Linked DNA regions of Mus musculus: region 1 is linked to region 2. A link is a loop called in an ENCODE intact Hi-C map of the cell type or tissue named here. Cell type or tissue: gastrocnemius. All regions are shown on one strand. Links, peaks and the distances in the headings refer to the core of each region. The heading gives the core; the rest is flanking DNA. Region 1 overlaps Ppp3cc (protein phosphatase 3, catalytic subunit, gamma isoform). Region 2 overlaps Sorbs3 (sorbin and SH3 domain containing 3).

Evidence for each region. Peaks named below come from ENCODE experiments on the same cell type or tissue, not always from the same donor. Only the 100,000 strongest peaks of a DNase experiment are listed, where the experiment ranks them.
Region 1: it touches region 2 in a loop (2.0-fold over the local background); 4 of 42 quality-filtered maps call a loop at or near these places.

Annotation. Positions count from the first base shown.
Region 1 is chr14:70,259,341-70,264,718 of GRCm38, forward strand. The region is part of intron 3 of Ppp3cc (protein phosphatase 3, catalytic subunit, gamma isoform); the gene reads right to left. Among named protein-coding and RNA genes, the nearest start is that of Gm33790, 13 kb to the left of the region's middle. In gastrocnemius, for the core only: a CTCF peak has its summit at 2,097 (motif pointing left); a DNase peak (open chromatin) is centred at 2,077.
Region 2 is chr14:70,195,214-70,200,591 of GRCm38, forward strand. Sorbs3 (sorbin and SH3 domain containing 3) reads right to left here. Exons shown (of 21, transcript NM_011366.3): 5 at 4,069-4,132; 6 at 710-748; 7 at 200-293. Among named protein-coding and RNA genes, the nearest start is that of Gm26908, 5.5 kb to the right of the region's middle. In gastrocnemius, for the core only: a CTCF peak has its summit at 3,389 (motif pointing left); a DNase peak (open chromatin) is centred at 3,369; H3K4me3 peaks cover 597 bases; H3K27ac peaks cover 2,553 bases.

The sequences.
Region 1 (5,378 bases), core at 100-5,099, 64 kb after region 2:
TTACTTTTGGACAGGCATGCTCCACTGGCAAAATCTATGCAAATCCTTCAATACTTGAAAACCTCTGGAGAAGCACACCTGGTCTCAAGCATTATTAGATAATCTTCCTAAGTGGGGTTTCTGTGCCTGTCTTTAGGCTCCAGCAGTCCCAGGTTACATAACAGTCAGAGTAATTGTTGTAAGACACAAATATGGCAGCGCTGCTCCTCCCAAAGCCTCCCACATCAGAAAAAATAGCAATTAAAATAACAACGCAGGTGCTTCATATCACACCCAGAACAAATCTAAACTCCCTGACTATGGTTTGCAAGGTCTGCCTATCTGTCAGTCTGTCTGTCTGCCTGCAGCAGCTCTTCCTCCCCACCCCGCCCGCCCAGCCTTGCTACTGTCTGGGCTGTCCCTGTCACTGAGCTTTCATTCTCTGTGCCCTCTGCGCACAAGGGACTCCCACTCAGCTGTGCTTTCTCTTGAAGGTCATTCCCGTTTCTACCCAAATATCCTCATCTCTGAAAGGCCTGCCCTGAGTGATCCATCTAAATTAGTTGTTCCTATCTCCCTTTATCCCTACTGATTTCAAATTCATAGATGGTAAACAAATTATATAGAAACTAGCATACAAAATTCTCAGTAGAAAATCAAGAACTTACATTTAAGACTATGATCTAAAGTCTGTCATGCCATCAACGATGTATCCGGATAAGATGACCAGTAGGTAAAGGGCTTGCTTTGTGAGCCTTAGTTCAATCAGAGTACTCACATAAAGGTGGAAAGTCACAACAAACTCCACAAAGGTGTCCTTTGAGCACTGTAGCATACACACCCACCCACTCCACCCCATACAGTAATATATCTTTGTAAATTCAAGGAATATTCTACAAGACACTAACTTCTGCAATGTACAGAGCAAAAAATGGAAAATAAGTTTGTGCCATTTTCAGTATAGTGATACAAAATCTAATTAGCTGGGCCTGAGAGATAACTCAGTGGGTTATGGAATTTACTGCTAGCCCAACAACCTGAGTTCAACTCTTAGGACCCACATAGTGGAGAGAACTGGCTCCTATAAGTTGTCCTTTGACTTCTATAGACATGCATATAAACACACACACAGAAAATATAATTTAAAAGTTAAAATCTAAGACACAGCCACAAAGCCAATTAGCATTCTAATTAAATAAGAGGTGGAGACACAGATGTTCAGTGATGGTCTCAACACTGTCACAGAAACCAGGCCCGCTCCTGCTACTCATTCCTCTGTGACTCACAGGACAGTCCTCACAGCCATAAAATGGCTGCCTTGGGACACCCATCCACATTTAACTGACAGGGTGGAATAGATGTCCAAAAGCTTTAGGCTGCACCCGCTGCCTGGGGAAGACAAAGGTAGGTGTTCAGACTCACCCTTGGCTATAAAATGAACTCAAGGCCAGTTTGGACTTTGTGAGATTCTGCATCAACAAAATAAGGCAAAGCCCAAAGCTTTACCTTTCTTCCCAAGAGTCTTTTCACATAGGAAGCTGCCCATAGGGCAGCCAAGCAAACAAAAACCAAGAATAGCACCAGAGAGCTGTCTTATGCATCACCAGGCAGAATGAGCCTGTGATATCCTGAGGCTAATCACAAGTGGCAGGATTTACTTTAACAAGGTCAGAACAATCAGAAATTATTCCCTGGCCTGGGATAAAAGGCTTCCTTTCTTGAGTCTGAAAGTTCCCCTTGCCACCAGAGCCCTACTTTTTGGAACAAAACAGGGGTTTTGTTCCTGAGGGAGGAGGGGGAAAGGCAGTGAGCAACCTTCTATAAGCCTATTTACCCAACACTAAAGGAATGGTAAAGCAAGCCATGGACTTTTTGCCAGTAATGTGTCATCATAGAAAAATTAATGATAAAAATGTTTCTAATATGATGTTGAATGGAAAAGAATCACAGAAGGAATATCCATTATTGTCCTAATTTTCTTTTTAAAAATGCATTCAAGGTGCTATGAGGACAGCTTAGCAGTCCTTCTCTTATAGGTGAGCAGATTCAGGTTCCATGTGGTGGCTGACAATCACAGGTAGTTCCCGTCCCAGGGGATCTGACGCCCTCTTCTGGCCTCTGTGTGCAGACACATGGTACACAGACATACATGCAGGTAAAACACCCATACCCATAAAATAAATGATTAAATCTAGAAAGGACTTACAGTATTAAAAAATACATATAAGAAAAAAATTAAAAGAACAACAAAAAGTCAGAGTAAGGGAATAGTTCAGGAGTACAGTATGTAGCGATGGTGTGTGGGGGACCAGAGGAAAAATAGAAAAAGACAGGGGCTGGAGAGGTGCTCAGAGTGCTTGCTGTTCTTCAGAGGACCTGAGTTTACTTCCCAACTCAGTCATCTGCAGCTCAAAACTGTTGTAATCTAGCTCCAAGAGAATGGATTGAATGATCCTCTTCTGCCCACAAGCATTTGCATACAAAAAGCATAAATGGACCCTCCCTCCCTCCCTCCCTCCCGAGTTCCTTCCCTTCCCCTCCTTCTCCCCCCCCCACACAAATTAAAAACTTGAAAATAATAAAAATGATTGCATCCAAAAGCTAAACATAACCTAGACGTGGTGGTTTATGCTTACGCTGTCAGCCAGCACCTGGGAGTGGAGACAGGCACGTAAGGAGTCCAAGGTCAGCCTTAGTTAGCAAGCTTCAGGTCTGGCTAAATAAGATGCTATCTCAAAACCTGGGAGGAGTGGTAGCTGGAGACCGCTCAGCAGTGAGAAGCATTTATTGCTCTTGCAGAGAGCCTGAACTTGGTTCCCACACATGGAGGGTCCCATGCTCCTGTAACTCCAGTTCCAGGGATCTGGTGCTGTCTTCTGTCCTTCTTGGACAGCAGGCATGCACTTGAATACATTCAGGAAAACATTTATCCACATAAAAATAAGTGAAAATCTTAAAAAGAAAACAATTAGACCACCACTGTTATCTAAAACCTTCAATTCATTTGTTATATTTTAGAGAAATCAGTCAAGTAAAAAAAATAACAAAGTCAAATGCAAACTACAATTAAATTACATTAGTATTCATTAAAACTGAATGCCTACTATATATTAGAAGACTTGGCGAGGTCTTTAAGATTTATTTTTAATTATGTGTGTATGTATATGCCTGTGTTTTTAAGTATGTGCACATGAGGGCAAGTGCCCAAAGGAGACTTATTTGGATCCCTTGGAGCTAGAGTTATAGGCAGTTGTGAGCTGCCTGATATTGAAAGAACCTAGTGGGGAAACCCCCACTCAATTGTCGTTCAGCGCGCACCCAGGAATCACGAACAGACGACCATCTTGATGTAAAAGCATGAGGTAGTTTAATGATGGAGCTCCGGGCCGACACATATCTCCCGCAGGAGACAGAGGTGTCGACCACATGGTGGAGCCATAATGGCGGAGCTCCGGTTCGAAACGTATCTCACACAGGAGACAGTGGTTTCGACCCCGAGGCTTGGGAGCTAGGGACTTTTATAGAAAAGGGGTGGGGCTGGGGGAGGAATTGGCGCGGTTTTACATGATTGGTCCATTTAAACATTAACAGACTATCAGAAGGGTGGGAGATAGGTAGGCACTAGGCCAGTCAGGACATGTAACGACGGGCCTGCCCGGGCATGTCCTGGCCTGTTCTGCTATGTTCTCAGCCCCAGGTTTCAAAGCTCACAAACAACTCTTTGGGCTATTTGACATAAATTACATGAATCACATGTCTCAAGTTTTATTTCCTTTCAATATGTGTGCTGAGAACCAGACTTGGGTCCTGGGCAAGAACAATACATGCTTTTCTACACTGAGCCATCCACTAGCCCCCTGGGAAAGGTCTTAATACGAAGATTCCTACTGCTGATTATAGGAAGACTTCTATTATACTAGAAGACCCGCTGAAAGGAGAGCCTGTACTATAGGACTGCTAGCTCCTCCAGAGAACACGAATTTTACTCTTTTTGTGTGTAAGTGGGGATGGAACTGTAGGCAAGGGTTCTACTGCTGAGTTACCTCTATCTGAATCTCATTCTAGATTGGATTCTACAGCCTGCTATAAAGTTGTTACTCAGGAAATTACTAATAAAGGAGGGAAAACCATGTAACATGAAATTTCCTGGAAATAGCACAGAGGTACAAAACTCACTGTGGATTTTAGAACATGAGTCAGTAACTGTATCAATGAATTGAAACTATTTGAAAACCAGGAACTAGAGCCAGAGGAGGGCATATGACTGTAGTTTCAGCTATTTGGGAGACTGGAGCAGAAATTCATGACCAACCAAGTTCCAGGCCAGTCTGGGCTACAGAGAAAAACCATGGAGAGGGGGTGGGGTGAGGGTAAGGGTAAGGAAAGAAAGATCAACTAACCAACTTGGGGAACACAAAGACACCTGCTTCCAAAATTAAACAGTAGCCTGGGGATAGTGCTCAGTGGTAGATTTCGCACTGGGACAATCCCTAGCACTTAAAGTAAACAAAATTAAAATTAAAACTTTATAAAGTCTTATTTTTAATTAACTGTAAGTCATAATAATTAGAAAATATTTTGTCCTATTTGTTTCAAGATTGTATTTTTTAAGATTCTGTACATTTGTTCTTGTGTGCACATGAGACCATTTGCCCACAGAGGCCAGAATCATCTGGAGCAAGAGTTAAAGATGGTTGTGAGCCATTTGAAGATATGGGTGCTAGGGGTTGAACCCAGGTCCTATGCAAAAGCAGGCTGTGTTCTTAACTGCTGAGCTATCTCTCCAGCACTAATGTTTATGTTTAATACATTGTCCCTGGGGCTAGGAATTAGCTCGGTTGGTGGAGTATCTCCCTAGCATGCACAAAATCCTGGGTTCAATTTTCAGCACTATGTAAGGATCATGGAAGCATGGACACAAAAGGATCGGAAGTTTACTAAGGTCATCCTCAGATATACAGCAACTCTGAGGCTAACCTAAACCAAATGAAATACTTAGACAAAAACAAAAACGAAGGGATTGGAAGGAGAGGAAGGAGGGGAAACTGTGGTCAGGATGTAAAGGGATAATAATAGGGCTGGAGAGATAGCTCAGCAGTTAGAGTACTGACTGCTCTTCCAGAGGTTCTGAGTTCAATTCCCAGCCACCATATGGTGGCTCACAATCATCTGTAATGAGATACCTTCTTCTGGTGTGTCTGAAGACAGCTACAGTGTATTCATATAAATAAATACAACTTTAAAAACAAAAGAAATAATAATAATAATACAAAGAAGGAGGAAGAGGAGGAAGAAGGAGGAGAAGGAGAAGGAAGGAGGAGAAGGAAGGAGAAGGAGGAAGAGGAAGAGAAGGAGGAGGAGGAGGCCCAAAACAACAAAAATATATTTAATTAAGTAAA
Region 2 (5,378 bases), core at 264-5,263:
TGGATCTGTGAGGGTCTGGCTCCTGACACACAACAGGAATGAGTCTGTTCCTGGCTACCTTTGATCCTTTGAGCTGGAATATCTGCTGCTGTGGAGCCCCCTTTGAGCACCTCTAGACCCTTTCCTGTCTGCTCCCAGATTGTGCCTGGTTTGGCCACAAGGGGACACTAGTCTCTATTTGGTCTTGGCCACAGCTCACCCGCTAGAAGTCTCAGTTGTGCCAGGCCTGGAGGCAGGTCTTTGCAGGGTCCCTAGATGCCTGGGTTCTGCAGAAGAGGCGCGTGCGGAAACCACTGGAGATGAATGAAGGCAGACAAGGACTAGTGTCGGGCAGTTACTTTAGGCTGTGATACCTCCATTCTAACACCTGGATAACAGGTTCACAGGGACAGAGGTGGATTCTGGGATAGAACATGGGCGTTGTCCCAAGAGATTTACGATACAAACTCTCCAAAACAGCTTCGGAACAGGTGATATCCCCATTTCACAGATAAGAAAAGAGAGGCCCAGGGAAACCTGGTCAGCAGATGGCAAAACAAGGCCTCTTTGGACAGTGAAGGTAGTCTTAGTCATTGACTACCAGGGGACTTAGTGTTCCCAGAGGTGCCCATTAAAATACTCTTTCATGGGATCGCACCACCCAGGAAGCCCCCAAACCCAGGCCACACGTCTCTAGACTCCAACCAATGAACCTACACCCCTCACTCACCTTTGGGTGGGTCTTCCAAGGTCCAGTCCAGCTGCAGGTCTAGGGAACAGAAAGGACTAGGTCATCAACGGAACACAGAGTGAGGACAGGGTGCTTTAGGAGCCTGCCTAGCTGCTCCCAGCCTCCCTTCTGCCTGGAGCAGGGGCTGAGGGCTGAGTCAGGGCCTGAAGAATGTCCTGAGGGAGGGAAGGAATTAGGAAGGCAGCCCTTGGGAGGGCTTGAAATGCCTGCCTCTGGCAGCCTTTAGGCCTGGGAGAGCCAAATGGGCGGCAACCACACCCTCTAGGTTCTCCTGCTTAATCCCCCCCCCCCCAATACACACACCCTCTCCTGACCTCTGTAGGCTTGTCCTGGCCATGCCAGCCTCTCCCCACTTCCCTTCTCCAACTGCACCTTCTTCTCAAATGTCTTATCTCACTCTTTGTCCACTCCCACACCTCCCAATGTTCAGGACTTTCTGGGCTCAGGATGGAGGAGGAGTCAAGTAAGAGGTTCTAAAACCCAAACACCATTCTCAGGAGCCTGCTTTTACCTCCCTCTGCTGCTGGGTGACTGCACCCAGCCTATGGTCAGTTCTCTTACAATCTTATGATCATCTAGCTTGACTCAGTGGTAGCATTTGTCACAGCTCTTCCTTCTGAAACTGCTTTCTCTCATCTGGCCACAGGGAGACTATTTGGCTCTCCTTGTCTCTCTTTGAAAGGAACTCCAGTCTCTCAGCTGCATTCCTCGCCTCAGTGGGGCTTCTCTGAACCCACATGGCTCTATCCTAAGGACTGTTTCTCCGTCTCCCTGGCTCCCCGTCTCCGTCTCCCTGTATGATCTTGGCTAGTCTCAAAGCTTTTCAAACACATTCAGCCTTGTTTCCATAGGGTCTATATCCATGGGTTCAACCAGGTCCACTTTGAGAATATAAATCATCTGCACTGCACATGTGCACAGACTATTTCTTGTCATTATTCCCTAAACAAGACAGTACAGTGTATATATGTAGCTACTAATACAGTATTTACTTTGTATTAAATATAAGTAATCTGGGGGGTGCTATAACATCTATGAGAGGCTGTCTGCAGGTATATGCAAATATGACTACTTATACCTAAATTTGTCATACTTTTACACTTATTTTATATTTTATATGTATGTATGTCTGTGAACCACAGGTGTGCCTGGTTCCCCATGGAGGCCAAAAGAGGGCCAGATCTGCTGGGACGGGAGTTACAGAGAGTTGTACACTGCCATGCAGAAGCTGGGACTTGAGTCTTTGTCTTCTAGAAAAGCAGCCACTTAACTCTGCAGCCCCTTCAGGGTTGTTTGTTTATTTGTTTGTTTGTTCATGTCCTTTTGTGTCTGTATGTGTGAGGATGCATGCGTGCCACAGCATGTGTGTGAGGGTCAGAGGACAACTTGCAAATGTCAGTCCTCTCCTTTCACGAGGTGGCTTTTGAAGGTCGTCAGGCTTGGAAGCCTTTGACCACTGAGTCATAGGACCTCACCCCATAGCCTAGGTTAGCTTAGAACTCATGGCAATCCTCCTGCCTCAGCTTCCCAATAGAGCTACCACCATGGGGCCCTAGAGCCGTGGCTTTGGGTATGGTGCTTCATACAAGGGACTTAGTCTCGAAGGGAGCCACTATCTAAGGACAGCTATCTGCCAGGGCTACACGTCGGAACTGTCTAGGACTGGAGGCTGCCATCTTTTTGAGCACCCCAGGTACTTCATATACAGCTTTAGACCTCGCCCCTGACCTAGCCCAGGACATTCCGCTGCCTGTTTCCCTTGGGTGTGGCAGGCCTGGAAAACCGAAAGCCTCTCGTTCTTGTTGTCTTTTGTTCTGGTTGACTCATTTTCTAGTCCTGGCTGTCTTAGAACTCACTGCAGATCAGGCTGACCTTGAACTCCTGCCTCGGTTTCTCAAGTGCTAGGACTAAAGTCATGTGCCACCTTGCCAGGCTCCAAATGCCTCTTAAACCTGTTTCCTCTGCCATCTTCCCTGTCTCTAACAAATGTCAGCACCAAAGCCAGGCCCACTCCCGTGACCCCTGAGACATGAAGACTGAGAGCTGTCTGTCAGCCTCAGCTACATGGTGAGTTCAAAGCCAGCCTGGAATACATGAGACCTGATCTGAAAGACAAAAAGGGGGCCAAACGGCAGCTCCATCCTTCAGCTTGCTCAGGTTTAAAGTCACTCTCATGCTGTTCTGTCATGTTATGTTCCATTATCAGCAGATTCCAATGCTATACTTGGAATGTCTCTGGAACTACCATACCGTTCCATCCCACTGCCCGGGACTGGGCCACTGCTAGGTGTAGACTGGATAAGAGCAGAGCTTTCGTGATGGCTTCCTACCCACTCCCACCCCCAGCCTTGCCAATCAGGGGAATTGGTAGCCTTGTTCCCACCATCTCTTCTGTGTCTAGCTGTATGGGAGATCCTCCCGGTCATCTTGGTTAGAACTCTTCACTCTGCTGCTCAGAATTGCTCAGAGGTTCCAGGTTTCTTGTCCAATAAAAGTCAAAGCCCTCTTAGGAACCCCCAAAGCCTCCCAAGACCTGACCCTATGACCTTTCTGACTATGATTCCCATCCTGAATCCCCTTTAACCTTAATCCAGGGTTTCCCTGGCTGTGTTTTCCCCTCTGGGTTTTTGGAGCGCCCTCTGCTGGCCACATTCCTCTCTACCCTTTCTGGGCTAAGCTCAAGGGCGTCTTCACAGGGTCCTTCCTCACCTCTTCTGGGTGCCCTTTCTGCCATCTGTGTATTGGGCATCTTTTTAGAACAGTGCTCAGTGCACAGGAAGTCCTCAGAGATAGGCAAGCATTGATTCAATGCACACGTGGCCTGTAGAGCGCTCATACGCAGCTCAGTATTGGCTGCATTCACACTACTGCTCCGGGTGGTGCCACAGCCTAGCCAGAAGTCCAGAGAAATCCCAGGAAGCCCCCAGAGGACATGGGGAAACTTCAGCTGGTCGCTGTCCACTCAACTACATTCTGGAGGCCATTCTTGGCGTCAAACATTGACAGAACAGAGAAACTCCTTCCCTGCCTCCTTCCCTTCCTCTTCTCTTTCTTCCCCCAAACCCACTTTCTTTTTTTAGATTTTTGAGAGTCTCACTTTGTAGCCTAGGCTGGCCTTCAAGTCTGTGTTTCCCCCTGCCTTTGCCTCCTGAGTGCTGGAGTTACAGGCACCAACTTGTTTGTTTGTTTGTTTGTGCCTGTTTCCAGGACCACTCACATGAGAGCTTGGAGAGAGGAGTCAGAAGAATTTCATTTCATAAGCAAAGAAATCCCCCTTCTATCCCGCCCACAGGTTCCAGATAGTTGGGAGTCTACTGGGCCCTGGGAGGGTGTCTAACCTGGCATTTTCCGGTGAATTTGCTGGAACATTCTTCGATACCAGTCTCTGGGGCTGTCAACACTCTGAGATCAGAAAATTAAAATCAGGTCTCTCTGCTCACCCACCCTTCTCAGGCCTCCCTGCTCACCCACCCTCCCCAGTGACAAGCCAACTCGGGCACCTTGACATCCCTATAGATGGCTGGGGTCTGGGAACTCTCTCTGGTGCTGGTGCTGATGTGTGTGTGTGTGCATGTGTGTGCACCTGTGTGCATGCAGGCACACATCCCAGTGCATGGACGGACATGTGGAGGCCAGGGGTCAATTGCACACCACCGGGATGTACAGATTCCACACACACATGCGGAGGCCAGAGGACAGTTTGCAGGAGTAGGACCTCTGCTGCTACCACATGGATTCTGGGATCAAACTCAGGTCATTAGGGATGGTGGTAACTGCCTTTGTTCACTTGAGCCTTTTCACCAGCCCTCTACCTAATTAATTTTTATTTGTTTACTCTAAAAAAATTTTTTTAACGTGTATGAATGTTTTGCTTATATCCTTAGAGGTCAGAAGAGAGCATTAGCGTCCCTGGAAGCAGAGCTATAGACAGTTGTGAGGTGCCATGTGGGTTCTGGGGTTCCAACCCTGGTCTTCTCCAGGAACAAGTACTCCTAACCACTGAACCATCTCTTCAGCCCCTTATTTTTATTCTATTTTAATTTTTGAGACAATGTTTCACTAGATAGCCTTCGGCTGGCCTAGAACTCAGTATGTAGTCTGCACTGGCCTTGAACTCACAGAGATCCTCCTGCCTCTGCCTCCTGAGTGCTAAGATTAAAGGCACCACCATTCCTCAAAAAAAAAAAAAAAAGATTATTATTTTTTTTTTGAGACAGGATCTCTCACTGAACCTGGAGCTCACTGTTTCCTCTAGACTGCTTAGCCAGGACGCCACTGGACCTGCCTGTGACCCCCTAACCCCAGCTTTGGGATTGTAGACATATATTGCAGCACCTAGCTTTAATTATGCAGTAAGCACTTTGACTACTGAGCCTTCTCCCCAGCTCCTTTTGTAGCAACTTCATGTGGCATGTTGTGCCTGAATTCAGCGCATGCGAGAACTCTCTTCAGTGTAGAGCATGATGACCCTCCATCAGGAGATGGAGACCGATTTACATTTTCCTCGTGGTTTTCATATCTGTATGGGCATGCACAGCACATGCGCGAGTGCATGTTTGTGTGGGTGTAGGTGTGTGTGTGTGTTTGTATATGTGTATGTGCATGCACATGCATATGGAGGCCAGAGGTCAACCTCAGTTACTATTCT